2 separate regions of the Homo sapiens genome follow, and region 1 is linked to region 2. Evidence: chromatin loops called from intact Hi-C (ENCODE). Cell type or tissue: heart left ventricle. All regions are shown on one strand. Each heading gives the region's core, and the rest is flanking DNA. Links, peaks and the distances in the headings are about the cores only. Region 1 has its middle 38 kb from the start of EXOG. Region 2 overlaps SCN10A (sodium voltage-gated channel alpha subunit 10).

Region 1 (13,292 bases), core at 4,083-12,082, 190 kb after region 2:
AGTCTCCCAAGTAGCTGGGACTACAGACATGTACCAACATACCAAATAATTTTTTTGTATTTCTGGTAGAGACAGGGTTTTACCATGTTGCGCAGGCTGGTCTCGAAATCCTGAGCTCAAGTGATCTGCCTGCCTCAGCCTCCCAGGCATGCTGGGATTATAGGCGTAAGCCACCACACCTGGCTATGTTTTTATCTCTTGGGTAAAGACCTAGGAATTGAATTTCAGAGTTATATTAATAGTGTATGTTTAACTTTATATGAAATTGTCAAAATGTTTTCCAAAGCATTTGTTTGCTTTTCAATCAGCAATGAGAGTTCCAGTTGCTGTATATCCATGCCAGCATTTATTATTTCCAGCCTTATTTTTCCTTTAACTTTAGCCATTTGAGTAGGTGTATCTTGTAATTTTAATTTGGGTTTCCCTGATGACTAATGATGTTGAGCATGTCTTTTTCTTCTTTAAGAGATGGGGTTTCACTCTGTCACCCAGGCTGGAGTGCAGTGGCACAATCATAGCTCACTGTAACCTTGAACTCCCAGACTCAAGCGATCCTCCCACCTGAGGCTCCTGAGTAGCTGGGACTACAGGCATGAGCTATTTAAAAAAAAAATGTTGTAGAGATGGGGGTGTTGCTATGTTGCCCAAGCTCGTCTCAAACTCCTGGGCTCAAGCAGTCCTCCTGCCTCGGCCTCCCAAAGTGCTAGGATTATAGGCATGCACCACCGTGCCCATAATGTGAGCATCTTTCCATGTGCTTATTGGCTATTCCTCTATCTTCTTTGGTGAAATGTCTGCCACTGTTTTAAAGAGCTCTCAACAATGCTTATACGCTTACATCATCATTGGAAGGAGCAAGCCTCCCTGTGTGTGATAAACTTCCACTGCTCTGACACAGGCTTTCTGTGTGATCTGGGGAAACTGACCTCACTGTTCCAGTCTCTGTTCCCTTGTCTGTAAAATGGGGAAAATAACAACAGCTGCTTCCCAGGGTAGTGTGAGGACTATGAAAATTAAGATTTGTAAAGAATTTACAATGATCCCTCAAATATAGTAAGCACTTAATAAATGTCTAGTATGATGACAGTGATGATGATTACTAACCCCTACGTGACTCGTTCATGTCAATCCTATTTCCCTCTTAAAGCCCAATGTTTTCATCTATAAATGGTTGTGGAAGAGGGTGGGGGCTGAACAATCTCTAAGTCCTGTCCACAGTAGCATCCCTGAGTTCTAGAATCGCTCTGTTTATGGACACACCCTTACAGGTCCCTTTCCCCTCCCAGGGCACGTCCAGCAGCCACCCACCTACGGGACTCTAGAGTTACACACACAAGGCAACAGGAAGCTCACCTCCAACTCCTGCCTTCCAGAAATGGCCTAGGGCCCAACTCCTTAATCACCCATAAGAAGGACCATGAGAAACTGAAAGGATCAGGGGAGATGCAGAAGTCAGAGGCAGAGCTGGGAAGGGCAGGTGACACCAGGCAAGACCAATAGACAGTGGGAAGCTGGGGAGAGCAGTGTGGCCTTGCAGGGCTGCATCTCCTGCCCCCACGGTGGCTCCGCATGCTCTCCCACTCCAGCCCTCTACCTCCCACTAGGCAGCTCCACAGGTCTGCGGGCCCAGCCCTCCAGCAGCCCTGCCTTCATCCCTCCCTGACTCTGGGGGAAAGCTGGGCCCCCCAAGGGAAGCGTCTCAAGTCCTTGAGCCCCTCCCTTTGGGGCAGTGGGGTGGGAAGGAGGACAGGAATGTTGGGAAATCAGTGCACACAGATCTGGGGCTGGTGCCAAGGTGCCACAGGGAGCGAGGAGGAGGTGATGAGAGAAGGGCACGGCAGCTCAGCAGGGCCCAGGCTGCAGGCAGGGCAGGAGGGCTGGTGGGGATGTGACTCGGGGAGTGGACAGGGCTGGGAGGCTGGGAGAGGAAGGGGTTATAGAGGTTAGAGGCCAGAGATTTCTGAAAGACCAGATCAGGGAGAAGAGGAGGTCCCAAGCGGCCAGGGTGCAGGAAGGGTGAGGAAGATGAGAGCAAGGAGCAAGGGCGCGGCTGGGGGAGACGAACCTCTGGTCCTCCCAGCCTCCCAGGCCTTCACTTCCACTAAGCATACTCTTCATACTCATTGTCACCCTCTTGATTGCGGGCAGCCCTGCCCAGCCTTCCCAGCTACCAGCCCCCACCAGGACTCTCTTGGCACCCCAGCCACCCAGTGTCCTCCTCCCTTCCAGGCCAGCCACCACCTCCATGCTGCCCTCACCACCCACCTGCTGCAAGGCCCCCATCACAGAGCCTCCCAAAGCCAATTTCTCTGCTCCCACACCCCAGCTGAAACCCACCCAGCCCCAAGCATAGGATCACTATAAAGCCACACATCTGCCTTCTGCCAGCCCTACCTGCCACCCTTTCTCTCCTGTGGACACACTGACATTTGAAGGATCAATGAATACTGAGCAGCAGGGCCAGATGAGAGGCTCCAGAACCAGAGGGTCCCCTTCCTCACTCACTCACTCCCATCAAGTGAGATCAGCCTACATAGGGACCAGCTGGGGAAACCGAGGCGTCTGTCCACTCTTTGTTTAGCAACCACACATTGAGCATCTTATAGATAAAACCAGACAAGGTCCCTGTCCTCATGTAGCTCACAATCAAGTTAGGAAAACAGGTATTCACCTCCAAATCCACAAACAAGGCTGTTTATAGTTACAAAACTATATGGCGGGGTAGGGGAGTACAAAGTGCAATGAGGGAGAATAACCAGTCAGGTGATCTCTATAGGGAGAGATGAGGGTGGCTTGGACCAGGATGGGGATAGTAGAGAATGAGAAGCTTGGGAGCTATTTCGGATGCAAAATTGGTAGATGGAGCGCTCAGAAGTGGGAGAGGAGGTGTCTCTGGTCTCTGGCTAGGAGAGCCATGAAAGTGCCATAAGAGGCTTCCTCAGATCACCTCCCAGGCAGCCCCTCAGGCCTCCTACGTCTGCCCCACAGAGCCCTCGGCAAGCAAAATGGATGACCATTTGGGGACCTATTCTAAGAATGAATCCCAGGTCCCATCCACCCAGATCCTGCCTCCTACAGCTACCATGAGGAGCCAAGCTGTAAACAAGAGCAAGTTCCCAATACCTGTTGAGGCAGCACCCACACGTCGCTGGTGATGGTGAAGACACTGGCGTCTCTGGTATCTGTGAATGCAGCTGTTTGAACTTTCCCTTGGGCACAGAGCACAAAGGTGCCCTCAATCCACTTTTAATTTCTTCTGTTAACCAATCAAGAATTTACATGACACGTCCAGTCCCTCCCTTTAGGGATTTTCACTTTCTGAGGTTTTTGTTTGTTTGTTTTTTCGTGTTTAAAAAAAAAAAACAAAAAAAAACACACAAAAAAACAAGGAAAATAGGGATTGTGGGTCTGACCAGCACTACCACATCACTATTGAGGACACTCATAGCGTCCTCACAGGGACAGTATCACTCCTCAAAGTCAACTGGAGCCCAGGGGCCCCCCACTGTGACTCATATCTAGGTGGCAGTCCCTGGCCAGGAGCACAGGCACAATGTCAGCATGGCAGAGTCTCCAGAGCTCCCAGCAGTTAGCCTCACACTATGCTAAGGACAGCCTTACCCCAGGAAACACAGGTGGGTTCTTGTTGTAAGCCCCGGGCACCACCCTAGACTCAGGTGTTCCTCATATTAATCTCATTTCAGAAGCCCCATGGCCCAGCGCCTTTATTGTGGCCACCTCACTTCATCCCAACAAATTCTCTTCACTTCAAATCCCAGGAGCAGCAGTTGGATAGTGTTTTCTTCCCTCACAGAGATTCTGGGCTCCCTCTGTCAACTGATGCGCTTCCTCCAGGGACCAGCTTTGCATACCAGAGATCTCAGGGAGAGGAGGCTTTGGATCTAGTCTCAAAACAATAAACTAACTCCAGGTGGGGGACCAAGGCCACTCATTCTTCACCCTACATTTACATAACTAAGAAAGCTATTTAAGTGGCTTTCATTGAACTCCAGTTATTTCATTTTAAACTGTCTCTGTGACTTGTGGACACAGAGAGTGGACTTCACCAGGCACTTAAATCCTCCTCGTTGGTCCCCAGAGCCTTGAAGAGGCTTATCTGGAGAACAGACCTCCCACAGCACCCTATCCCAGCCTCCACACAGGCTCTGCTCTGAGTGCTTTTCAGGCAGGGAAAAGGAACACGTCCAGGTGGAAATCTTCCAAATGTGTCTTCCCCAATCACCCTGTCACCAGATTGTTCTCAGCAAAAACTTTCTCATAAATTGTCTTTGCCTTTGGCTTTTCACACACAAAGGTCACATAGTTGTCTGCCTCTGGTATCACACGTGTAGCTGCAGAAGTGGTTTCAGAGGTTCCCACAGCTGGAATCTCCAGAGGAATTTTGATCAAGAAAAGGGAAATGAGGTCATGATGAAGAGGGAAAGGGAGGAAAGAGAAAGTGGGGAAGACCTGGAGAGCTAGAGGGGGAGAGGGGAGTCTCTACCTAGGTCATCTGGCTCCTTTCCCCCTTTCCATCCCTAAGCCACACTTTCTTCAGTGGCGCCCTCACCATTGTATCCAAATGAATGGATAATAAAAAGGACCAACTGGAAGCAATAACACACCATATGAATGAGCACCTACAGCACCCAAATCTTGGTTTCTAAATATCATTCTCCATTAAAAGGAACCAGGGCTCCTTGATGAAATGGCTGATTCAGGGCTAGAGCCAGGAAAACACCAGAAAACCTGGAACATCTTATTGTGCCAGAAAGCAAAAAAGTGCTTAAAGACGGATGAAGATAAATGTCAAAAGACACAGGAGCCAGTATGAATGGGCCAACTAGTAAGTTTAGAAGTAATGATGGTGTAAAAAATTATTAGTGGGCAAAAACTAGTGGGTATAAGTTTGATGAGGAATATAGTCTCAAACTATCTCCCCACAATTACTTATTACTTAGAAAGAGAAAATAGTAATTCTACAGGAGGGGGAACAGACACCACTTAAACTAAGTGATCAAAGATAATATCACTAACAAGTGGAAAAGTTGACATAATGTGCCTCCTGATGTAAGACTCTGAGAAAGACACATCACCTTCAGCAATCATCCCCAAAACACATCACCTGAAAGTCATAATGAGGACGCATCCAACAGGATTTGAGCAACATCATTCTTCAAATAACTGGCCTGCACGCTTCAAAATTGTCAAATTCAAGAAACACAAAGAAAGGCTGAGGAACTCTCCCAGATTAAAGGAGGTGAAAGAGACATGGAAACTGAATACAATGAGTGGCCCTGGAACAGGAAAAAGAAATAGAAATAGGCCAGGCTTGGTAGTTCACGCCTGTACTTTGGGAGGCAGAGGTGGGTGAATCATCTGAGGCCAGGGGTTCGAGACCAGCCTGGCCAACATGGTGAAACCCCATCTCTACTAAAAATATAAAAATTAGCTGGTTGTGGTGGTGCATGCCTGTAATCCCAGCTACTTGGGAGGCTGAGGCAGGAGAATCGCTTGAACCCAGAAGGCAGAGGTTGCAATGAGCCAGGATCACACCACTGCACTCCAGCCTGGGCAGCAGAGTAAGACTCCATCTCAAAAAAGAAAGAAAGAAAGAAAGAAATAGAAAGAAAGAAGATATGATGAGACAACTGATGAAATATACACGTGGACTGTGGATTCAATAACAGTATTAGACCAATGTTAGATTTTCTGATTTTAATAACTATACTATGGTTTTGTAAGAGAATATCCTTGTCCTTACCAAAACACACAAGTATTTAGGGCAAAAAAGGCATGATGTATTCAACTTATTCTCACGTGACTCTGAAAAAAATATGTGTGTGCATGTGCGTATGTGTATATATACTATATATGGTAGATACGAATACAGAGTACATCATAAGCACACACATATATATGAGGAAAGAGAGAATGATAAAATAAATGTGCAAAATATAAACAATTGCTGAATCTGCATAAAGGGCATATGGGAATTTCTTGCAACTTTTCCGTATCTAAGTTTGAAATTATATTAAAATAAAATTTACAAAAATATTACTAATGGCCAATAATTACATTGTACCCGATACGGTTTAAAACACGTTACTTATTTTAGCTCATTTGGTACTTATAACAGTTCTACAAGGTATATGGTATTATCTATCATCCATGTTGTCATCTTCATTTTACAGATGGGGAAACCAAGGCACAGGGCAGTTACGCTACTTGCTGTAGCTCCCCCACCTGGTTAAGATGGCAAAGATATGACCCCAGGCTAATAAGCCTGGCTCAAGTCTGTGCTCTCAGGATGCTCTGATGCCTCCTAAGCTATGCAGAGGCTGAGAATGGAACCCATAGACAGGAATGCACACAGGAGGACAGGCACACCCTTCCCCACAGACACATACAGTGGGACTGCCCGGAGCAGTATGGATGCAGCCTGCTAATCAAAATAGTCTTCAGATCTGAACACAGAAGAGAGCCTTTTAGAGCATGGAAGGAAGTTCAGAGTTCAGTGCCATAGAGCCTAGGGGCTAGACACCTGGGCCAAGACCCTCCACCCTGAAGGGTTTCCTATAGCCTCTGGCTTGGTCCTATTTGTCTTCTCCTTCCCCTTCCCTAGAGCTCCAAGTTTCTGTCTCTCTTTCTCCAAGACTTTTCCGTTCCCTCCACCCCATCCCAGTGAATCCAGAAATAAGAGGTTTCTGGCACAGCCTTCTGGTGAACAGTGGCCTTAGAGGAAAGAGGTGGGCCCAGACACAGAAATGGCCCAAAAGCTAGGGAGCTGGAGGGGGAAGACTGGAAGCTGATGGTCACAGCGATAGAGGAGATGGGGTGAGGAGAGGAGACAAAAGGATCAGCCATTGAAGTTTGCCCAGTGATAAGAAGCACTGTGTGTGCCAGGCCCCAGCATCAGCAGTCACTGCAGGAACGGGCCTGATGGGGGTGGGAGGTGGTCATCCTCCTTGGCACTTTGCCAGAAAGGACTGAGGGAGGTCTGTCTCCTACCATCTCTGAGAAGGCTGAGGCCACATGGAGCAGAAACAAATCTCCAAGCCAGGGACTGTCAGGGAGGGTGCCTGGTTGCTAGGGCCTGTCTAGTCTGACAGGGCAATGGGGGTTGGGGGAAAAAGATGCTGACGTCTGAATTCAGAAGTGGAGTGGACCCCCACCATCACCCTCCCTGCCGAAGGGCCTGTCACAAGGCGGCCGTGGCTCACACCCGCTTATCAGCACTGGGGTGTGGAGAGGGTGTCGCAGACGGGAGATAGGGCTGGGACAGGGCTGTCCACACCAGCCCTGCTCTGCCTCCCTCATTCACACCTCATCAGAGGCCCTCGGCCCACTCTGCCCCTGCGGCCTCCAGCCCGCCCCACTGTGCCTCTTCTGCAAACCACCGCAGCAGGCTGCCTTGCTCCAAGGATTGCTCTGCCCTGGACAATTAAGAGACACCAAAGAGGAGGGATGCTGGACACTGTCTAGCCCCAACCCCTCACTTTACAGATAAAGGAACTGAAGAGTGAGGAGCGGCTACTTAACTAAGATCCTATCGCAGGTACACCGAGGAGCCAGAAGTAGAAGGCAGGTTCTCACCCCAGACCAGAACATGAAAGAGTATGAGCCTCAGCTGGGGAACCCCTGAGAGCAGGGTTCCAAGGGCCATAGTGAAGGAGGAGTGAGGGGCACATTTATCCCTGAGGAGGGCCAGTCTGTTCCTATTCTAGCCTCATGCAGGGAGAGAGAGCACAATCAAATCATATCATCCTGGGCTCCACCTGCCTTGGATAAGACCCCCCAGGGCAGGGCTCTTCCATCTCTGCCCCCAGACTAGCTCTCTTCCATCTGTGTCTGAATGGTGATGGGTGGCGAGGGGTCAAAGGCTCTCTCTGAAGTGGTGGGCAGAGTAGGGGCACAGAGCACATCAATCAAGAGGCTAGTGGGAGAAGCCAGGGTCCCTTCATGTGTGCAGGGAGGGAACCAAAACATCATCCTGTCTGGTGGTCTAAGAAGGAGCCAGTTGGGCCCCGGTTGCACCAAGACCTCAAAGGTGCTAGGGAGGCTCAGCAAACTTAAGGTCACTGCCTGTCACTGCCCCCACCCCTGCAGCCTTGAAGGACATTTGGGTAGATCTTTCTATCCGGGCATCACCAGAGGTAGGACATTTCATCCTGTGCCTGTGGAGTAACTGGGGCTGGAGGAGGGAGAGGATGGGAATAATTCTGAGATCCTGGTTGGGGGTAGGTAAGGGGGTGGGGCTTCACACCTGCACACAGCTGGAAGACCTAATTTTAGCTCTGCTTCTCCGAGGGTCAAACACACAAAAGCCCTTGCTCAGCGCACTCTGACTGCCACCTCCACGCTTCCATCTTCCCACCAGGGTGACTGCCTCAGACCACAGACGAGACTGCAGAGCCTAACATAGGGTGCCCGGGGAAAGTGCCCTGGGAGTTCAGGCATGAGTTCAGCAATGCTCAGTACCCGGGTGTTATTCAAGACCCAGGCTTGATCACAGCCACATAGCAGGACCCAGGTCTCCACCCTTCTGTGTCCCTGCGCCCCCTGCCCAAGTGAAATGAGCACATTAGGACTCAAGCAGGATAAGCTCCACGTTTCTGACTTGCTGCATAACTCCAAAACATCTCTTGAGTGTCACTCACTATTTGCAAAACCCTGCAGGGGCCTCAGAAAAGAATCAACTCCATTATCCTCCTGCCTCTAAAGAGTTAGCAGGGCACTGTAGGGCTGAAATGGGTAAATGCATGAATGACCGAATTAGAAAGCAACATGGATGAAGCTGGAAACCATCATTCTCAGCAAACTATCGCAAGGACAAAAAAACCAAACACCGCATGTTCTCACTCATAGGTGGGAATCGAACAATGAGAACACTTGGACACAGGAAGGGGAACATCACACCCCAGGGCCTGTTGTGGGGTGGGGGGAGGGGGGAGGGATAGCATTAGGAGATACACCTAATGTAAATGACAAGTTAATGGGTGCAGCACACCAACATGGCACATGTATACATATGTAACAAACCTGCACGTTGTGCACATGTACCCTAGAACTTAAAGTATAATAAAAAATATATATATATATTAAAAAAAAGAAAGCAAATGAAAATAACTGCAACAACCTTGAGGGGGGAGTTGAGGGTAAACATTAGATTGGAAACTGGAAAATCTTGGTAAGTTCCTAGAGTTTGTTGCTTCGTTTGTGAAATGGGATGAATCGCGCCGATTCAAATGGTGGACTGCATAAGCTCTAACTGGAAAGCGCTCTGCAAACTGTAAAGCACGGATATGCTCAAAGGGCTGGTTGCAACACATCACAGTCTTAGGATTTGAGAAGAGATTGAACCACTTCCACCACCTCAGGTTAACACCATACTGAGGCCCGGCTCTGTCCTTCACTCTCTCAGATCAGGATGACTTTCATCAGACACCAATAATCATTCTCAAGAATTCACAGTAACTGGCTACCATTTATTAAGAGCTTACCAAACTGCACATGTTATCTTATTCAATCCTCAACCAATCCTGCAGGTCCTTCTCAACCTGCTTGCAGGTGAGGAACCTGATTCAGAAGGATGAAGTCAGTTGTCCTCAACTGTCCCGCACTGACAAGTGGAAAGATGATTATGTGGGACCCCAAGTTTCCCCAGCAGCCTCCCTGCCCACTGCTGGCATCCAAACATTGGCCCAGTCATGCCATGTAGACCCAGAGATGCGGCAGGCACTCTCCCTATCCCAGAGTGACTCACAGGCAAATTGTGATGGAGACTTATTTCTCCATAATGCAATCAATTCAGTGTTTTTCCTTCTAAAGAAACAGAAATGGGCTCAGTGACTTGGCTCAAGCCCATAATCCCAGCACTTAGGGAGGCCAAAGTGAGAGTATTGCTTGAGGCCAGGAGTTCAAGACCAGCCTGGGCAACACGGCGAGAACTCATCTCCAGAAAAAAAAAGTTTTTAATTAGCCAGGCATGCTGGTACATGCCTGTAGTCCTAGCTACTCAGAAGGCTGAGGCAGGAGGATTGCTTGAGCCCAGGAGTACAAGGTTAGAGTGAACTGCAATTGCACCACTGCACTCCAGCCTGGGTGAGAAAGTGAGACCCTGTCTCTATAAGTAAACAAACAAACAAACAAACAGGAATGAACTTAATAGAAAACATCAGAGCACATTATCACACGAAACTTGCTGGGTATGTGAAGTGGGTTGCCATGTAAAGTGAGTTTTCTACCAGAGGGATCTTCCATGGCTCTGTCTTGTTCAATGCTTTTAACAAACGCATTGAAGGCTTGTTTATTCAATCTGCTATCTCAAAGCTCGGATGCATAGCTAACCATGTCAGATGGCCAAATCGGGATCATCAAGAATGTGAACTCACTTGAAGATGGGTAGAAACTGTAACACGATGAAATCCTAACAGTTGGGCACACATAAAATCTCACATTTGTGCTCCAAAAATTGGCTCTGTAAGTGCATAACGGGAAAGTGATTTGACAGCAGATCGATCATGTGAAAAAGACCTGAGGCAGTTAGTTGGACCGAGTTCCACAGGAAGCAATGGTATATAGTGTGAAAAGTGGAGCGTCCCTGAGAAGAGCGGTCAATCCCCTGGACTCAGTTCAGCACTGCTATCACTGCGTCCTGAATGCTTTGCTCAGATGTGGCTGCCACATCATGAAGGCATAAAAAATCATGATGGTGAAGGGCCTGAAATTCATGAGCACCTGAGCGTGACATGAGATGCCACATGTCTTTATAAGCTGCATATCTCAAAAGGACTATCAGGTGAAAGGAGGTGCCAGCCAGTTCTGTGTGGCCTGGAATGGCAGTTTGGGCCTGTCATTGATGGGTAGGAATTACAAGGGAAGGTTTCAACTTCATCTTATGAAGATCTACTATAAAGAAAATTGCATAGCTGGGGGCCCAAAGGGATAGGAGAACATACTCCCTTAGAGATATTCGGAAGCTCAAAGACCACTTATCTGACAAAGGACTCCTGTCTAGTGGCTATATGTATTGGGAGAGGGTGGAGGTATAGTAGAGGGCCAGTCTGGCTTGAAACCCTGGTTTATCAGCAGAATCATCAGTGTTACTTGTTTAGAAAATATAAATTCCAGGCTGGCGTGGTGGCTCACGCCTGTAATCCCAGCACTTTGGGAGGCCAAGGTGGGCGGATCACTTGAGGCCAGTTCAAGACCAGCCTAGCCAACATGGTGAAACTCCATCTCTACTAAAAATATATATAAATTAGCCAGGTGTGGTGGCACACACCTGTAGTCCCAGCTACTCAGGAGGCTGAGACAGGAGAATCGCTTGAGCCCGGGTGGCACAGGTGGCAGTATGCTGAGATCGCGCCACTGCACTCCAGCCTGGGTGACAGAGCAAGACTCTCTCTCAAAAAAAGAGAATACTGATTCCAACGTCACACCAAATCTACAGAATCAAAACCTCAAGAAGAGTTAGAGAATCTATTTTTTGAGGCAGATTATTCTAGATTGAGACTAGTTATAACAACATGAACTTTGAGTGAAACCTATATTTAGGGAAAAAATTGCATAAACAACATTTTGGAACACCTGGGCCAATTTTAATAGGAATTGTTTATTAGATGATATCAAATTCTGGTAATTTTCTTAGATGTGATATTTTAAAATTATAATAAAATTTAAAATTATATTAAAAAATAAGAATGTTCTTATTCTTAGGTAATATAAGCTGAAGTATTAGAAAGGTGAAGTGTCATGCCTATAATTTACTTTTTTTAAAAAAAACAGCAAATTGCTTTTAATAATTTGGAAAAAAGAGAAAGCAAACGAGACAAAATTTGGGGGGAGGGGCAATCATTGCACTCTTCTTTCAACTTTTCTGTAGGCTTGAAATTTCTCAAAACAAAGTTTAGGGGAACATTATTAAGCTGTTAGGCTATTCTGATGTGAGCCAAACATGAGACCCACTGGACAAGATAACCTCTGCTATTCCATCCAGCCTGAGTGCCTGGTGCCTGATGTCTGAGGCTGACTGAGTTCTTTGTGGCTTACAGAGCTGCAAGTTCCATACTGGGGTGGTGCCACAGCTGAAACTAAGTCTTGCAGTGACACTAGGCCACAGTGACCCCTAGAGGTACTTGGCACACTCAGGGGCAGTCCACCCCTTGACCACAGTTGGCATGTTCAGGAGTAGGAAAGCCCATCGGCACCCCCACTGTCCTGAATTGCATGGGGCCTGTGTCAATGCAGTCCATCTTGCTTGGCCCTAATGACCTGAGGTTTGCTCCCTGAAGGTGGGGCTAGACTGGAAAAAGGAACACTGGATCCCCGATAGACAATCTCCAAGAAGGATGACATCCAGGAAAGCATCCCAGATGGAGGCTAGGCATGGAGACAGGCAGGAGCAGGAGTTTCACACCTGATGTGAGCCCAGCCCTGACCAAATCCATCAGAATGAACTATAGTGAGGATACAGAAGGCACTTGGAAGTGTGCCAGGACGGGGAAGGACACACAGAGTGAAGGTATGAAGGGGTGGGCAGGGAACAAACAGCACCCTGGGTGCAGGGTTAGGTTCAGGGATGGGCTGCTAATGGGAAGTTTGCGATTCACAGAGGTGATATCAATGACACTTATGTACTCACAAGGATGAGGCCAGGGGACACAGGTAGGTGACATGGTAACATTCAGAGTCATTCCAAGTATAGAACTCAGCCTAGAGTTCTAATCAAAGGTCTGAAGGAAAGACAAGTTTTCCATTGCTTGAAGGTCAAGGTGCAAGGGGCAGAAATATTTGCAGGTCTTTAATTAAGGGCTGACATCCAGTCTCCTAACCTTTGCAATTTGTTGTATGGCAACACACAACAATATTGGTGCAACAGCCTCAATTCAGGGACCACAGTTTGGAATTTCACAATAAAGATATCACTGAAGGTAGAGAGAAACTTGGGATGTGGGTTTCCAGCAGAAGAGCCTGTCCAGACTGGCACTTCCTCCACGGCTGCCTTTCCCTCAGACCAGGGACTGTCTGAGGGTAAAGAGAACAGAAGGGCAGAATCTCACGCTCAGCCTATGCTGCATCTGAGTCCAGGATGATCAACAGCCACATTGAGGGCTGAAGCGGTATGACAGGAGGAAAATTCTAACCTCTAACCAATTATTTACATTTCAAGTTTGTTTGGGGGAACTCTTGAAGAAAGTGTTGATACATTTCAAACACCACTGTTACACACTAACAAACTTTTTCAAAGGTTGTCTGATGTGCAAATCATATAAATAAATAAATAAATA
Region 2 (16,233 bases), core at 5,864-13,863:
CCAAGTTACATACCCACATACACACAAAACTGCTATTGTTTTTCCCATTAGGGACTGCTGTAATTGATAGGTCAATTTGGGAAGACTTATAATCTTTACATAATTCAGTCTTCTGATCTATGAAGATAGTATACGCTGTATACCAGTCTTTCAATAAAGTTTAAAAATGTTTCCATGAGGTTTTTATAATTTTCTCCATAGGATCTTGCATATCTTCTTAAATGTTCTTTTCTGGCATTTTTGGCTAGCATTTTGATATTTAACATTTTTGTATCTAGAAATGTCTCTTATTAATTCTAATAATTTATCTATACAATGTTTTAAATTTTCTAACATAATCACATCATGTGAAAATAACAATGAGTTTAATTTCTTCTTTTCTTTCTTTTTTTTTTTTTTTTTTTTGAGACAGAGTCTCGCTCTGTCACCCAGGCTAGAGTGCAGTGGCGTGATCTCGGCTCATTGCCAGCTCCACCTCCCGGGTTCACGCCATTCTCCTGCCTCAGCCTCCTGAGTAGCTGGGACTACAGGCACCCACCACCATGCCTGGCTAATTCTTTGTATTTTTAGTAGAGACGGGGTTTCACCGTGTTAGCCAGGATGGTCTCGATCTCCTGACCTCATGATCTGCCTGCCTTGGCCTCCTAAAGTGCTGGGATTACAGGCATGAGCCACCCACGCCCAGCCTAATTTCTTCTTTTCTAATCCTTATGCCATTAGGTTCTTTTTACTAGATCACTGTGCTAGTTAGGACATCCAGTACACTGTTGAAAAGAAGTGTTAATAACAGGTATCTTTATCAATTTTCTGATCCCAAAAAGAATCCTTTCAATATTTCACCACCTCTAACAATTGTGGCAGGCTTTTTTTAAAGATAAGAAATCTTTATCAGTTCAGGAAGTTCTCTTTTATCAAGAATATTTATCATGAATGGATGTTTAATTTTATCAGACAATTATTCTACATGTATTGAGATAATCATGTATTTTCTCCTTCAATCTGTTAAAGTGGTGAATTATATTAATTGATTTTCTAATGTTAAATCAACTTTACATTCCCAGCTCAAACCTAGCTTGATCGTGATGCATTTTTTAATACATTGGAAGATTTAGTTTGCTAAAAATTTGCTTAAGATTTTTTTATCCATATCAATGAGTAATATTTGATCTATAATTTTCCTGACTTTCATTGTCCTTGCCAGGTTTTGGTATCAAGGTTCCAAGATTATGCCATTTTTTTTTTAAAGCCAAGGGGGCCAGGTGGGGTGGCTCACGCCTGTAATCCCAGAATTTTGGGAGGCCAAGGTGGGAGGATTGCTTGAGGACAGGAGTTGGAGACCAGCCTGGCCAACAGGAGAAAACCCCATCTCTACTAAAAATATATAAATTAGCTGGGTGTGGTGGCACACACCTGTAATCCCAGCTACTCAGGAGGGTGAGGCATGAGAATTGCTTGAATCCCAGAGACAGAGGTTGCAGTGAGCTGAGATCATGCCACTGCACTCCAGCCTGGGCAACAGAGCGAGACTCCGTCTCATTGAAAACAATAAAAAGAAGGCCAGGGGCAGTGGTTAATGCCTGTAATCCCAGCACTGTTGGAGGCGCAGGCAGGCGGATCACCTGAGGTCGGGAGTTCGAGACCAGCCTGACCAACATGGAGAAGACCCATCTCTACCAAAAATACAAAATTAGCCAGGTGTGATGGTGCATACTTTTAATCCCAGCTACTTGGGAGGCTGAGGGAGGAGAATTGCTTGAACCCGGGAGGCGGAGGTTGCGGTGAGCTGAGATTGCACCATTGCACTCCAGCCTGGGCAACAAGGGCAAAACTCCATCTCAAAAATAAATAAATAAATAAATAAATTTTAAATTTAAAAAAGAAAAGGAAAGAAATTAGCTGGGCATGATGGCACGTGTCTGTAGTCTCAGCTATTTGGGAGGCTGAGGTGGGAGGATGACTTGAGCCCAGGAGGTCGTGGCTGCAGAAATTACAGCATAAATTAACTCTCCATTAGTTAACTTAATCAAAGCCAAAAGTTAGCTAAAATCTTTAACCTTCCTCCAAGACAACTTTTCATTCCAGATATCCTTTCCCAATTTATTGTAATGATAAGTATTTTAATTTTATCTTGTTTATAAAAATTTTTATTAATCAATGAAAAATAAAGCTACCTATTATACAGACAATCTCTAAAACTGAGTAACTGACCCCAATAAAGGTTTATTTCTCACTCGTATCATAGCCTAATGCAAGCCAGACAGCTCTAGGTGGGACTCCAAGAAGTGACTTTGCCATGCCTGAAGGAGGCCAATATAACTTCAAAGTTTGCCTCCTGCTTGTGGGAAAATGGAAAGCCAAGGTTTGTTTTAAGGTTTAAACAGTGAAAGGCTTTTTCAGTCAGGGATTTTGATTTATTTCACAATACAATTACTTCAAAAACTTAGATGGCTTCAGACCTCTCATTGCCACACAAAGTGCTTTCTTTGACAAAGTTCTCAATTGTTCTTTATTTCTTTGCTTTCCTTTCCCCATGCCTTTCTCTTGCACAAGAAACAGTGGCTACACCATTACTACAAGCTTTGCTAAGAGTTGTTTCATTTAATTGGAAAATTTAACTAGTCTTCAACATTTGAAGACTTAATCCCATTGCTCACTGCCTGGAATCTAGAAGCAGTACAGTTCCCTAAATCGTCAAGGCTCTAAACTTCTGGATTATATTTTCTTTTATTCTTATAAACCAGCTAAATCTTTCCTGAGCTAATCTCTTTCTTGTACTGTCTTGACCAACATAGCCAATTACAACTGACCCACAATACTAAGGTTTAATAAACCCTTCCCCTAGGGTTGCTGGTTCATGAGGCTCGTGCTCTGCCTCAAAATTTTTGCCAGCAATATTTTTGTCACTGAATAACATAGATTGACATTCCAAGCCTTCTCCTATCAGCTTCCTTGTTGCCCACCACATGATCATTAAGCCAGTGCCACATAGTTGATGCTTTTGAAAAGGCAATACCTTTTTTCAATGAAGCAATTTCTCCATTACTCAAGATAAGTACAACTAGCTGCAGTGATACCCTCTAAATCTGTGAGTTAACATAATAGAGATGTATGTCTCACAGCACATTCAGTGCTTGTTGGGAAGCTCTCCTGGGAGTGTCTACTTCAAGTAGCGCCTCAAGGATCTAGGATTATCCCATATCGTGATGTCACCATCTTCAGTTAGTGACCTTTATGGTGAACATGAAAGGGAAAGAAAAAGTTCAGGGGGTTTAAGGCTATGCCTAAAAGTCATGTATATTACTTCTGTCTCCATCTCCATTCCACCAGACAGAACCCACTAACATGACCCCAACTATTTGCAAGCAAAACTGGAAAACAGTCTTCCGTTGTGTCTGGGAGGAGAAAAGTGAATGGAGACTATATGACCAGTCTCTTCCACATCTCACAAGACATTGTTGTTGTGTCCACTCAATGTTTATTTAGATTCACTCTCATGCTTAGCACTTTCTTGCTCTTTATACCTTTGTTATAGAGCCAGTGGGGGCTCACTGCCCAATGCTCTAGAAGCCAATACTATGACTTTGGAAGCCAAGACGAGGACACCAGGCTTTTGAGAAAAGAAAAGCTTAATACTGCAAGCTGGCTGGCAAGAAGACAGGAGGTCAAGCTCAGATCTGTCTCCCTGTGCTGTCTTCAAGGCAGTATTTTTATTAGAAAATGTTTAGTGGGTGGATACCGGGATTTGCAGGTGATTGGTGGAAGGAAAGGGGAGGTTTGGAGAGTCCATGGGCCTGCACAGTTATCTCTTCATGCTTACTCATGGGTTGCATATGCAAATCTGGGGGGAGTTAGTATGCAATATGAAGTGGAAATTCAGTCCATGACGTCAGCAAGCTCATTCTGCACAAACTCCAGTCGGCCATCCTGGTTCCAATTGATTTCAGCCTGTTTTTTCATCATCACACAAGGGGAGGGAGTTTCAGTGTCTCAGCAAGTTGTTTCTTTACCTATCTGCTATCCTAAAAACTCAAGAATTTTTGTAAGTTACTGATTTCTTACTCTTTGGAACACAGTTTGAGTTTCAGATTTTCAGTGAGTTATTTCTTATCTGGTATCCTGTAAGCCTAAAAATTTAGTTATTGATTTCTTCAACCCTTTGGAGCACAGTTTCACATTCTTGTATATTACACATTACATATTACTTCTGGGATCACTTTCTATCTACCTGAAGTACCTCCTTTAGAATTTCTTTTAGTAAGTGCCTTCTGGCCATAACCTCTTTGTTTATCTGAAATTTGCTCTTCAGTTTGCCCGTGTCTTTGAGAGACATTTCTTATGAATGTAAAATTCTAGTTGATACTTTATCTTCCTTCAGTGAAGATAGTATTCCAACAATTAGCCTCCATTGTTGCTAATGAGCAGTCAGCTTTCAATTTAACTGTTATTCCTTCCTTTCTGGATGCTTTTTAAATCTTCTATCCATCTTTGGTGTTCTGCAGTTTCACTGTAATATGTCTAGGTGTGGACTTCTTTCCATTTATAATGCTTAAGATATACTGACTTCTTGAATCTTTAGTTTTGTAATTTTCTTCAATTCTGGAAAGTTCCCAGACATGATGTGGGCAGTCATAGCCTCCACGCCATTCTATTTTTTCTCCTTCTGGACTTTGGTTAGATAGATGTTAAACTCTCTCATTCTATCCTCTATGTCTCTTACACTATTTTGTTATTTTTCATCTTATGTCTCTCTAGGTTACATTCTGAATAATTTATTCTGATATATCCTCAGTTCACTAATTCTCTCCCAAACTGTGTCAAATCTGATGCAAACCTTCTTCATAATATTTTTAATTTTAAGTATTATATTTTTCATTTCTAAGAGTGTATTTTTCACAACTTGTTATTGTTATCTATAGTTTTTTTATTCTCTGCACATAGTTTCAAGTTATTATTTTATTTCTTTAACATATTATATCTAATTATACTGTTATCTCTGACTAATAATTCTATCATCTGAAGAAATGGAATGACTATTTCCACATCTGTGGTTTCTTCAAGATCTCATTCACTCTTGATGACTCATTCCTTCTGTTTTTGTTTGTTTTTTTACTGCAACTCTTAAACAATTTTTGAGGGAATAGTTTGAAACCTGAGATAAAGGCAGGTTCCTCCAGAGGTATTTGCATTTAATTCTGCAGAGCACTTTGTAGAATTGCTCTAAATTAAATTCTCAACTTAAAATACCTAGGTAGTGTGAATTCCAGATAAAATCCTATATGAGCACCACTTTGTTGTTTCAAATGCTCAGCGTCAATTTTCCTCCTGTAGCTGGTACCTAACACCAGCCATTCAATTTTCCTTGCATTCTCCTGGGATTGTTTGTGGTTCATCCTTACATGAAGGGTATAGCTCTTTGGGATCTAGTCTTAAAGCAGGGAGAAATTCCTGCTAGGCTTACAACCTTCGGCAGGCCATGGACTACGTTTCCTGCTCCCCATACTAGTTACTAATGCTCAGTTTTTATTTGTGTTTATCAGCTGCCTCTGTGACCAGTCCACAGAGTTGTTGTTTTAAGCTCTGCTTCCCATATGAGGAGAGTAACTTCCAGATTGGGTGTAAGGTGAACGTGGACCCGCTCTCCCCCATCACATAAAGAGGTGCATACAGCACTTACTGTATAACAGGATTAAACCTCCTCCCGTGGGATTTACTCACGGATATGGGTGATAAAATTGTAGCTACACTGTTGTGTTCAGCATTGCATCCTAGCACCTAAGCCACAGCCTGGCTCTTAGTAGGTGCTCCATAAACACACCTTGACTGACAGACTGACAGTTGAGCTCAGATTTTTTTTCCTGACAAATTAGAGAACCATACAAATATATTTTAAAACACATACATTTTTATGCTTGATGATTTTGCTGTCTTGTGGGACTTAGCATATTTGAGTTTACAGTGAAGACTTTTGAGACTTCATCTTTTCTCAGTAACTAAACCATTGGTTCCATGAGAGCAAGAGCCCACACACCTCTCTTCATACACCTCATAGGCTAGCACACTGCCATGCACCTGCACGGCTGGAGTTCTGGGGGGTAGGTTCGTTGGTCAATTAAATCAACTTATGAATGCTGAGTCCATGAAATCATGGACATTTGCAGTTTCAAAGCTGGTGGGAGCAACAGATGTTGTCCACTGCCCCAAGATGAGAAATGCCCTAAGAGATGTTTTGCCAATACCTATCGAATGCAGTGGGTCATCCCCTACCCGAAGGAGGCTGGTCTCTCTTCAGTCATAAATAAGCTTGTTCTCACTTATTTGTGAGCCCCATCACACCCACCCCACCTCCACAGAAGAGGCCCATATTCAGGAGGGATCAGGCCTGTGGCTATAGAACAGAGTACAGATCGCAAGGCCACCACCCCAGTAGAAGACCCTGACTCAGCCACAGTCAATGAAGCACATTGATACTTATGAACCATAGAAGGCAGATCATATTTTTGAGTAATTTATAGCATAGGAAGAAAGGTCTCCAAAAGCAGTGTCCAGAAAACGCCCTGGTTTAATGGGATGAGAGGCCTTGTGTTTTTCCCAGATCTTTGGTTTCCAGGCAAAACTTTAGATGAAAGGTAATGAGCACAGCTACCAAAACCTGACGGTCTCTGTTTCTCTGCAGCTGCGCGTATTCAAGCTGGCCAAATCCTGGCCCACCTTAAACACACTCATCAAGATCATCGGAAACTCAGTGGGGGCACTGGGGAACCTCACCATCATCCTGGCCATCATTGTCTTTGTCTTTGCTCTGGTTGGCAAGCAGCTCCTAGGGGAAAACTACCGTAACAACCGAAAAAATATCTCCGCGCCCCATGAAGACTGGCCCCGCTGGCACATGCACGACTTCTTCCACTCTTTCCTCATTGTCTTCCGTATCCTCTGTGGAGAGTGGATTGAGAACATGTGGGCCTGCATGGAAGTTGGCCAAAAATCCATATGCCTCATCCTTTTCTTGACGGTGATGGTGCTAGGGAACCTGGTGGTGAGTGGTGAACCCTGCTGGGGGCACTGTCTCCTGGGGAAAGGAGAAGGCTTCTGGGTTATCTGAAAAAGCTTTGATCTGCATTTTTATGCCCAGATTGTACTTCTCTGGTTGAAAAGTCTTCAAACTTTTCAAATTCATGTGGGATTCATTACAAGAAGTGTGCCTTGGGAGGCAGTCTGACTTGCAGGAATGAGAACATATGATTAGAAAAGAAAGACCTGGTGTAGAATCTCTGCTCCACCATTTACTAGGTGGGTGACCCCAGGCAAGAGACTTAATCTCCTCAAGATCTAATTTCCTTAAAATCAAGAAAATAATGCTTACTCATGGGTTTACTGGGAGAATTAAATGACAGGAGATGACATATGCAAATTGCCTAATGCAATGTCTGGGCTGAGGCAGGAACTCAATAAACGGTGTCTATTAGCTGTTAAAGGAAAAATGTCCTTCCCCAATCTGAGGGGGCTCAGAAAACATTTTTATTCAGGGAAGTAAGAGCTGACTGATTTCTCCAAGCTGCACAGGTCCTAGCTGGGAGCAGGGGGAGAGGCTGCAGGGAGGGGGCACAATGGGTCACGGACAACATCCAAGGCCACAGAAATAATAACAAAATCTACTCCATGTTTGGAGGAAGCCCCTCTGGAGACTCACTTGCCAATAAGCCCCAATACCCCTTCTCCGCCCCAGCCTGGCCCCCTGCCCTCAGCTTGTCTCCACCCACTCTGGTCATGGTGGGGTCCTTGCCCTCCTGGGACTGACTGGTTGTGTGGGAGGATGCAGTCTTCCAGAAGCCCCTTTCTTATTGCCCTGGACATCAACCAACTTGGGTTCTTTCCTCATGAGTTTTATAGACAGAAGAAAGCTAAACCAAGAAAAGGGAAGCAACAACAAATCCAGACTCTTTAGTCTTTTCCACCCTGGTGCCTGAGCCAGGGATGCCTCTGCCTGCATCCCAGAAACTCTGTTCTTCCAGGCTGAGCCCACCATCCCTGCAGAGCCACAGATGCCCCTCACCCTCAGACAGGAAGTTTACCCCTCTGAGCACTTTTACATTTCTCATATCATTTTGTCTTCACAACCGCTCTTCATCTGCTCTCAAGTGAAGAACTGGAAGCAGCAAGATGTGCCCAGGATTCCAGAGTCAGGAACAGAGCCCAGGGCTTTGGCACATGAGGGTGGTTGCAGGAAGGGCTGGTGCCTTCTCTCTGTTGTCCCTAAATGTCCCTCTGCTCAGCGGGGGGCTCCTCCTTTATGGTGGAAAATATGCTTCCAAGCCTCGTCCACTGAGGCGGGTCACTCCAGGACATCCCCAAACTTTCCCTCAACTGCTCTCAGAAAGTCCATTCCCCCAAAAGGGACAGCATCCCGGGTGGGCAGGAAGAGGCCCAGGCCGTGGCTGTCTTGCCAGCCAGCTGCTAACCCGGTAGGCCAATGTGGGGCTCAGCTTAGAGATTGATCAATCTTCCCTTCCATTCCTTCTCTTCAGGTGCTTAACCTGTTCATCGCCCTGCTATTGAACTCTTTCAGTGCTGACAACCTCACAGCCCCGGAGGACGATGGGGAGGTGAACAACCTGCAGGTGGCCCTGGCACGGATCCAGGTCTTTGGCCATCGTACCAAACAGGCTCTTTGCAGCTTCTTCAGCAGGTCCTGCCCATTCCCCCAGCCCAAGGCAGAGCCTGAGCTGGTGGTGAAACTCCCACTCTCCAGCTCCAAGGCTGAGAACCACATTGCTGCCAACACTGCCAGGGGGAGCTCTGGAGGGCTCCAAGCTCCCAGAGGCCCCAGGGATGAGCACAGTGACTTCATCGCTAATCCGACTGTGTGGGTCTCTGTGCCCATTGCTGAGGGTGAATCTGATCTTGATGACTTGGAGGATGATGGTGGGGAAGATGCTCAGAGCTTCCAGCAGGAAGTGATCCCCAAAGGACAGGTAAGAGTTATCCCCAAGGGACAGCCACAGGCAGTGGGGAGGGGCTTCAGGGCTTGAGTGACAAAGGGCAAAAGGGAAATGCAGAGGAGACCTTGACATAAAGAAGTTTAAACCATGCCAAGCTTTCCAGAGGAGTTGGCGTTTGAGCAGGGCCTGGAAGAAAAAGTCAGAATTCCCCAGGCAGACAAACAGGGAGTGGGGGGCAGCAGGTGAGCAAAAGGCCACCTTGAGGTGCTTGGGGATTGTCTTTCACACAGCTGTCCCATGCGCTCTGCCCAACCCAGGCTCTGTGCATGAGATGCTAATGAGATTTCTCTAAGAACAGGATGTTGTCCAAGAGCAAGGCTCATCTAATCTTTACCAGCATCCTAAGAAGTCCTGATTCTTATGTGACTCATTTAGCCAGCTTTTCCCCACAAGTGGTATCACAGGGAAATGACACGCTCCTTTTGGCACCAACTAATTTAAAGCACATTTGAGCCATTTGATAATATATATTTTTAAATACTTGGCACTATTCCTTACTACCTTAAGCTGGTATATCAACCCTCGCTAACCTCTTCTCAGTAACTCAGGGCATTCACCTCTGCCCAACGTGGGAAGGCAGGGAACCCTGTGAGGCCTCAGGAACATGCAGGGCTGCTGGCCAGGTTACTAAGTGGTCCAGAAAAGCTGTGCTTTGAGTCTGTAGCTCTCCCATAGCCTTCTTCCCTGCAGTCGTCACTTGTGTTCCAGCAGCTGCTGTTATCAGCTGCCATATTTTACATGCCTTTGTCTAGGTAACAGCAGAGAGCATGAACTCTGTGACAGCTGTCTGCCACTCAGAAGCATTTTCAGTTACTTTGGGGCTCTTAGGGAGCTCCAGGTGGCCAAGTTCCCTACAATTTTGACCTCTGGACAAATAACAATGGTCATGGCTAAAATCTATTGAGCCAAGCACTTCGTGCAAAGTGTTTTACAAGCGCTAACATATTTAGTCATCAAAACAGCTGAATGATGCAGATCTAGCCTTTTCAATTTTGAAGCTGGGAAAAATGAAGATTAGAGAGGTTAAACAACTTGCCTAAGGTCACACATCTTATAATTAATGGAGCCCAAGGATAAAACATAGGTCTATCTAGCTATAGTCTTCATGCTCACTTCACACACGTGTATGTATATATGTATGTACATGAGTTGCATATATGAAACTCTTGGCTCTGGCAGCCTGTGATGTGCAAGATCCCTTCAAATTTAGAACTGGTCATCTAAGGGTGGGGCCAGGCACCCAGTTGGGACCCTCTCTCACTAGCAGGAGCAGCTGCAGCAAGTCGAGAGGTGTGGGGACCACCTGACACCCAGGAGCCCAGGCACTGGAACATCTTCTGAGGACCTGGCTCCATCCCTGGGTGAGACGTGGAAAGATGAGTCTGTTCCTCAGGTCCCTGCTGAGGTAGGTATGTCAGCTTCCTGGAGAGGTTGGACAGCCAGCCAGACACTGAGCAGTGGGCTGGTAGAGGCTGGAGGGTGGCGGTGAAGGTGGGGTATTCCAGACTGCACTCAATCACATAACCTCATTTCTTATCCTGGGAATTTTTAAAGTCCCTCCCAACCTCCGGCTAATCCGCACAATTTCAACTTTCACCATATACCATTGCCACAATCTCACTCCAGGGTGGTTCTAGGTATAGAAAGAAAGAGTGAGACTCCACAAGCTGTGGGACCTAAGATCAGTTCCCAAACCTCTCTGAGCCGCCATTTATTCATCTATGAAACTGAATGGTAATGCCTACTTGGTAGGATTATTTTGAAGCTTAAATGAGATGCTGCTTGTCAAATGTTTAGGTCCTGCCTGAGACAAAGTAAGTGCCCAGGAAATGACAGCCAAGAAAAAAGGAAACGAAAGACAACGCACAAAGAAAGTCAAATATCTTTCAGAGCCAGCAAATAAGAGTTGGAGGTGCTCACAGATGAAGAAGTTTTCCCTTGTGATTCTCCCCCACTTTCTTTTGTCCACATCATTTTCTCTAGGCAAAAGTAGCCTGGGGCTAGGGAGAGGCTCTCTATAGGTGAGTAGTGAAGTGACAGCCTCACAGAGACTGAGCTGGAAGATTAGAGGTTTAGGATTGTCTTATACAAGGTAAAAATAAATGTGGTTTCACTTACAAATCTTGAAGGAAACAAGCTATAGGGAAAGAGGCATCTATAAAAGTTTAGCATCTTTAATAACACTGCCTTCAATTCAAGAATTTAATTTGACACCTAGCCACTGAGTGCTGACTTTGTGACAGGCACTGGGCTCAACAGAGATAAGGAAGTCATAATTCATCCCCAAAGTTATCAAGCCCTTCAGCTTGAAGAATGTCAGCTACTGGCTGTGTGCCCTAGGCAAGGCTGACCACAGCAGGGTAAGATAAGAGGGAGGGCTGGGACGGGATTTGGGGGCTGTGGGTGAACAGAAGCCGCTTGGTTCCCACTGGGTGAGGGCTGTCACATTCTGCACGTGGATGTCATGCTTCTTCCCAAATGTTCCAAGGACTCCCCTGGCTAGTTGTCCCTACTCAATGTTTTCAGTACACAACTTCTGGGTGTTGGTTTTTTGTTTTTGTTTTCTTGTCCATGACCCCGGCTAGGCAGGAGGGGCCTGACAGCGACAAATGGGGACCCGCCCCACCATTTGGGTCCATTAGCAAAGCTATCAGGTTTACTAATATGAGAGCAACTTCAACCCCTAATTGAATTCATCTGGAGACATTATAGGGCTGGAGCTGCCAGGAGGGCAGCAGGCCCCTGCAGCATTACTCCATGATTAAATATTCAAGCCCAGTGAATGCTGAGAGTCGTTATGGGTGTAATTACGGTGTCTCGGGCCATTGCCAGCACTCCATCAGGGGCCCCGAAGGTTTACAGTCTCACACAGCTAAGCCTCTGGGGCTCCAGGGAGAAGAGCAGTGTTCCAGGCCTCAGCTGGCGAGGCACCAAACATGGGTGCAGTTGAACCTGCAGTGACCGTGTGCAATTCCCCGGGCCCCGCGGAGAGACGAGTTCACTGCCCTGGGCTTCTCCCCTGCAGGGAGTGGACGACACAAGCTCCTCTGAGGGCAGCACGGTGGACTGCCTAGATCCTGAGGAAATCCTGAGGAAGATCCCTGAGCTGGCAGATGACCTGGAAGAACCAGATGACTGCTTCACAGAAGGTGAAGGGACAGCCACAGGCCCCCTCACACTGATGTTAATTAGGGCCAGAATCCAGTTGAGCGAACACTCACCTGGGATCCACAGAAGACAAACAAGCTGTGCCCACTTGCTGCCTCACTCCCAGGCTTGAGGGCGCCCGCATCAGACACACATGCCCCAGGTGGCAGCAGCCTGGCCGTGGTATCTGCATCTCATGCCCTATCAGACACTACGGAGAGACGTGGGCCTTCCTCTTTACCCTCAAAAACCCCTCCGTGAGTTCTAAACCAGCCCTCTTGAGTTGAAAGGGGGAAACGTAGTCACCACCATAAACACCACTGAAAACTCTTGATTTGGACCATGAAGGACCCAGAGGAAGGCCATGATGTATCTGCTTCCCTCAATCTTTTGTTTAGCTCTCAAAAGCAGAACCTGTGTCTTAGTCATCTTTCCTCTCAGTGTTTAGAACAGTGAGGCACATTACATTCTCAATAAATATTTGTGCAATGAATGAATCAAGAGTCCATTCTATAAAGGGAATTGTGGCCTCAATGCTTTCTAAAAATACAAAGAAAAATTTTTTAAATACTTGAGTTTTTATTAATAGTTTTATTTGACCCTGGGCTGGGCTGAGCTGGGCTGGACCCAATCCCCATCCCAGCCACGTCGTGGCCCTCAGTTCAGCTTGGGCTTGGAGCATATCCCCCTCAGGCACCCCCAGGCTCATACGCCGTAGCTTGTCTGTTTTCCAGGTATAGGTGGGCAGAAGGACAGGGACCACTGGTGTCATCTGTAAGAAGGATATGGCTAGGAAAAACATCAGAGTGGGCAAGACTGATGATGGAGAGGAACACCTGTTGGTCTGGATTGAGGGACTCCCTGGAAGGGACCCCTCTTCACCCATATTCCAGGAAAGAATTTTTTTCCAAGGGCATGACAAGTGGGTTTCCTAGCAGAATGGTTTCTCTGCAGCAGGAGCAGAAATTATCCCCTTTGCCCACTGGCCATCACCCACCATCAGTCACCTCTCCCCACAGGATGCATTCGCCACTGTCCCTGCTGCAAACTGGATACCACCAAGAGTCCATGGGATGTGGGCTGGCAGGTGCGCAAGACTTGCTACCGTATCGTGGAGCACAGCTGGTTTGAGAGCTTCATCATCTTCATGATCCTGCTCAGCAGTGGATCTCTGGTAAGGGGAGGCATAGTCCCTGCCCCCAAATCCTCCAGATAGGAATCTCCTACAATCCAAAGGCCCTGGAGCTGCATCAGTGGGTTCTCCTGACTACTGAGCTGAAAGTCCCCAACCTTGTCACTAGAAGGAGAGCTGCAGCCCAGGGCGAGGGCCCCTCTTAGCAGCAGAGCATGGGAGGTGTTCAAGGTGCCCGTGCCATGGCCTGCCAAACCTGGCTGCAAGCATTTGAGTGAGTGAGTGTATGCCTCCCACTATATAGATGGGGAAACTGACACTCAAAATGTTTAAAAGGCTTGTCCAAGGTCACCCAACTTGTCAGTAGCAAAACCCAGCTTTGCCCTTATTTAATCCCGAAGCCCCTGGCTTCCCACCCTCTGACCTCCCCAACACACGGCCTTCTCTGAAGGCCTACAATACAAAAAGGACTATCTTTCCTTATCAAACCACTTCCAAATGCTACTAATTACTCCTTTAAAGCTCACAGAAAATCATTACAATAGCACTTCTCAAAATTTAATCTCCCAGGAGCTTGTTCAAATGCAGATTCTCATTCCATAAATCTGTGGCAGGGCCTGAGAATTTGCATTTCTAACAAGCTCCCAGGTGATGCTTGCACTGCCCTCAGTGACCCACACTTTGAATAACAAGGCCTTATGGGAATAGAGATTCAGAGTTGGGAGACATCTCTAAGGCCCTGGCTGAATACTGGGCTTTGTAGAGCAAAGAAGGAAGGTTCTCTCTGTACTGTGGCTTAAGCTCCTTACACAATCTCAACTACTCCGCCAATAGACCAAGGTAGACATAGACACAGGAAGGAACTTAACATCCTCAGTTGTTTGCATTTTCTAAATGAGGAAGTCAAAGCCCAAAGGCATGAGGGGCTTCAGGTAATTAGTTGAAGGGCTGGGAATAGAGAGTTCAGGGTGGCAGCTAATTAGTTGAAGGGCTAGGACTACAGTCCCGCTCTTCCGATTCACGGCTGCAGTGTTTTCACTCATCTTGCGCCTCATGTGTCATTTACTCTCTAAAAACAACCTACTAAATATCTAGGCCTCCATCTAAATGCCAGATTGTCCAGGAAGGGTGACAAAACTGCTCGGTGCATGGCCTCAGCTTTAGGGAGGAGCACAGGTGCGGGACGAGGCAGGATCTGAGAGGTGGGAGGAAAACTAGGGTGGCAATGACGCAAAGCCAAGGGAGAAGAGAGTTTCGGGGCAGGGACTGGTCTGCCATCCTGGGTGGAGGGGGAACTGTGTGACAGCGGCTGCAGGTGCCCAGTGCCCTGGCACAGGGCAGTGATTGTCCACACGGACCTCAGCACAGTGTAGAGGCCAAATTGCAGGGGCAAGAGAGGGCTGGGCAGTGCTTTCTCCACACCTATGCTCTTCTCCTTCCAGTCCTGCTGGATTAAAGTAATAACCACATGTGCTGTTGGCCAGGTGCTCTCCTCACTACGTCATTGGCTTGTGGGCCTTCTCTCCTCATTTTGCTTCTCTGCTCTCCCTTGCTCCCTCCCTTCTCTCTCTAGCCCCCTTCTCTTCACACCCCGGTCCACCCCCCACATTCCCAGGAGGAAGCTCAGACCTGCAGCACTGCGCCAGCCCAGCCCGCCCCCTGCAGCTCTCCCTTCCCTCCCATCTCCTTCCCCTGGGACTGAACAGGCTGGCACCAAATTTAGCCTTCTTTAGGCTTTCACTTTGAGTACCTTTTAAAAATAACATGCATTTTCATCTGACAAAGTAAAGTACCAAAAAAATACTTGGAAATTATAGAAAAAGGTAAAGAAAAAAAAATCATCCATTTCCCTATCACTCAAAGAGAAACTCACTTGAAAACATGCTGGTATACCTCTTTCTCATCTTGCTTATGCATAAAATATACACATATTACAAAAATAAAACCACATTTATGCATTCTATAACCTCAGTACATTTTTCTCAGTAAATAGTCTCATATTATCTCATTTAATGGCTATAACATATTCCTTTATAATTTACTCAACCAATCTCTATGTTTACTTCTAATACACATTGAATATTCCCTGTGTGTACTCCCTTAGAGACGTTGGATAATCTCCCATCTTAGTCCTCGTCCTAGACACAGAATCGGAAGCTGAGAAAAGATGTGGGTTCAGTTGAAATCCGGCTTCAGCTGATCCCATGGAAAGCCCTGAAGCACAAAGGACACCAAAGAGCTGTCCCACCTTGAGGCAAAGAAGACAGCCTTGTAAATCCCCCTGTCACTGTCCCTGGCTGAGGGCTGCCCCAGCGGGGAGGATAAGCATTTCCCAAGGTGGACACAGTTTCCTCCAGCCCAGCGAAGCCATCAGGAAGGGGGTGTCTGCATCCATGAACTATTAGCAGCCGACACTCCCAGCAGATGAAGGATAGGGGCACTGGCCCCTTAAAGAGGACCTGAGTGGGCACCAACAGCCTCCAGTGTCCTTAGGATTAGTGCTTGAAGGAGGAATTGCTAGGTTCCTGAAACCTCTGAGTCACATTGCCAATTTGGCTTCACACAGGACTGGCCAGGTTTTCACTCCTGCCAGTCACTTGTAAGAGTGGCCGGGCGCGGTGGCTCACGCCTGTAATCCCAGCACTTTGGGAGGCTGAGGCGGGCGGATCATGAGGTCAGGAGATCGAGACCATCCCGGCTAAAACGGTGAAACCCCGTCTCTACTAAAAATACAAAAAATTAGCCGGGCGTAGTGGCGGGCGCCTGTAGTCCCAGCTACTTGGGAGGCTGAGGCAGGAGAATGGCGTGAACCTGGGAGGCAGAGCTTGCAGTGAGCCGAGATCCCGCTACTGCACTCCAGCCTGGGCGACAGAGCGAGACTCCGTCTCAAAAAAAAAAAAAAAAAAAAAAAAAAAAAAAAAAAAAAAAAAAAGAGTGGCAGCCCCCCACAGCCACAGC

The links. Hi-C counts contacts between places; a loop is a spot of excess contacts. Peaks named below come from ENCODE experiments on the same cell type or tissue, not always from the same donor. Only the 100,000 strongest peaks of a DNase experiment are listed, where the experiment ranks them.
Region 1: a loop joins it to region 2, with 2.6 times the contacts of the local background. A loop is called at or near these places in 6 of 110 quality-filtered maps.

Annotation. Positions count from the first base shown.
Region 1 is chr3:38,527,484-38,540,775 of GRCh38, reverse strand. No RefSeq gene overlaps it. Among named protein-coding and RNA genes, the nearest start is that of EXOG, 38 kb to the right of the region's middle. RefSeq lists an enhancer at 6,235-9,380. In heart left ventricle, for the core only: a CTCF peak has its summit at 11,969; a DNase peak (open chromatin) is centred at 7,265; H3K27ac peaks cover 4,185 bases.
Region 2 is chr3:38,719,342-38,735,574 of GRCh38, reverse strand. It overlaps SCN10A (sodium voltage-gated channel alpha subunit 10), which reads left to right. Exons shown (of 28, transcript NM_006514.4): 16 at 6,674-7,033; 17 at 8,523-8,969; 18 at 10,261-10,401; 19 at 12,022-12,145; 20 at 13,163-13,317. Among named protein-coding and RNA genes, the nearest start is that of SCN5A, 78 kb to the right of the region's middle. RefSeq lists an enhancer at 8,659-13,439. In heart left ventricle, for the core only: no CTCF peak of the experiment used is centred there; DNase peaks (open chromatin) are centred at 9,600 and 11,362; H3K27ac peaks cover 3,163 bases.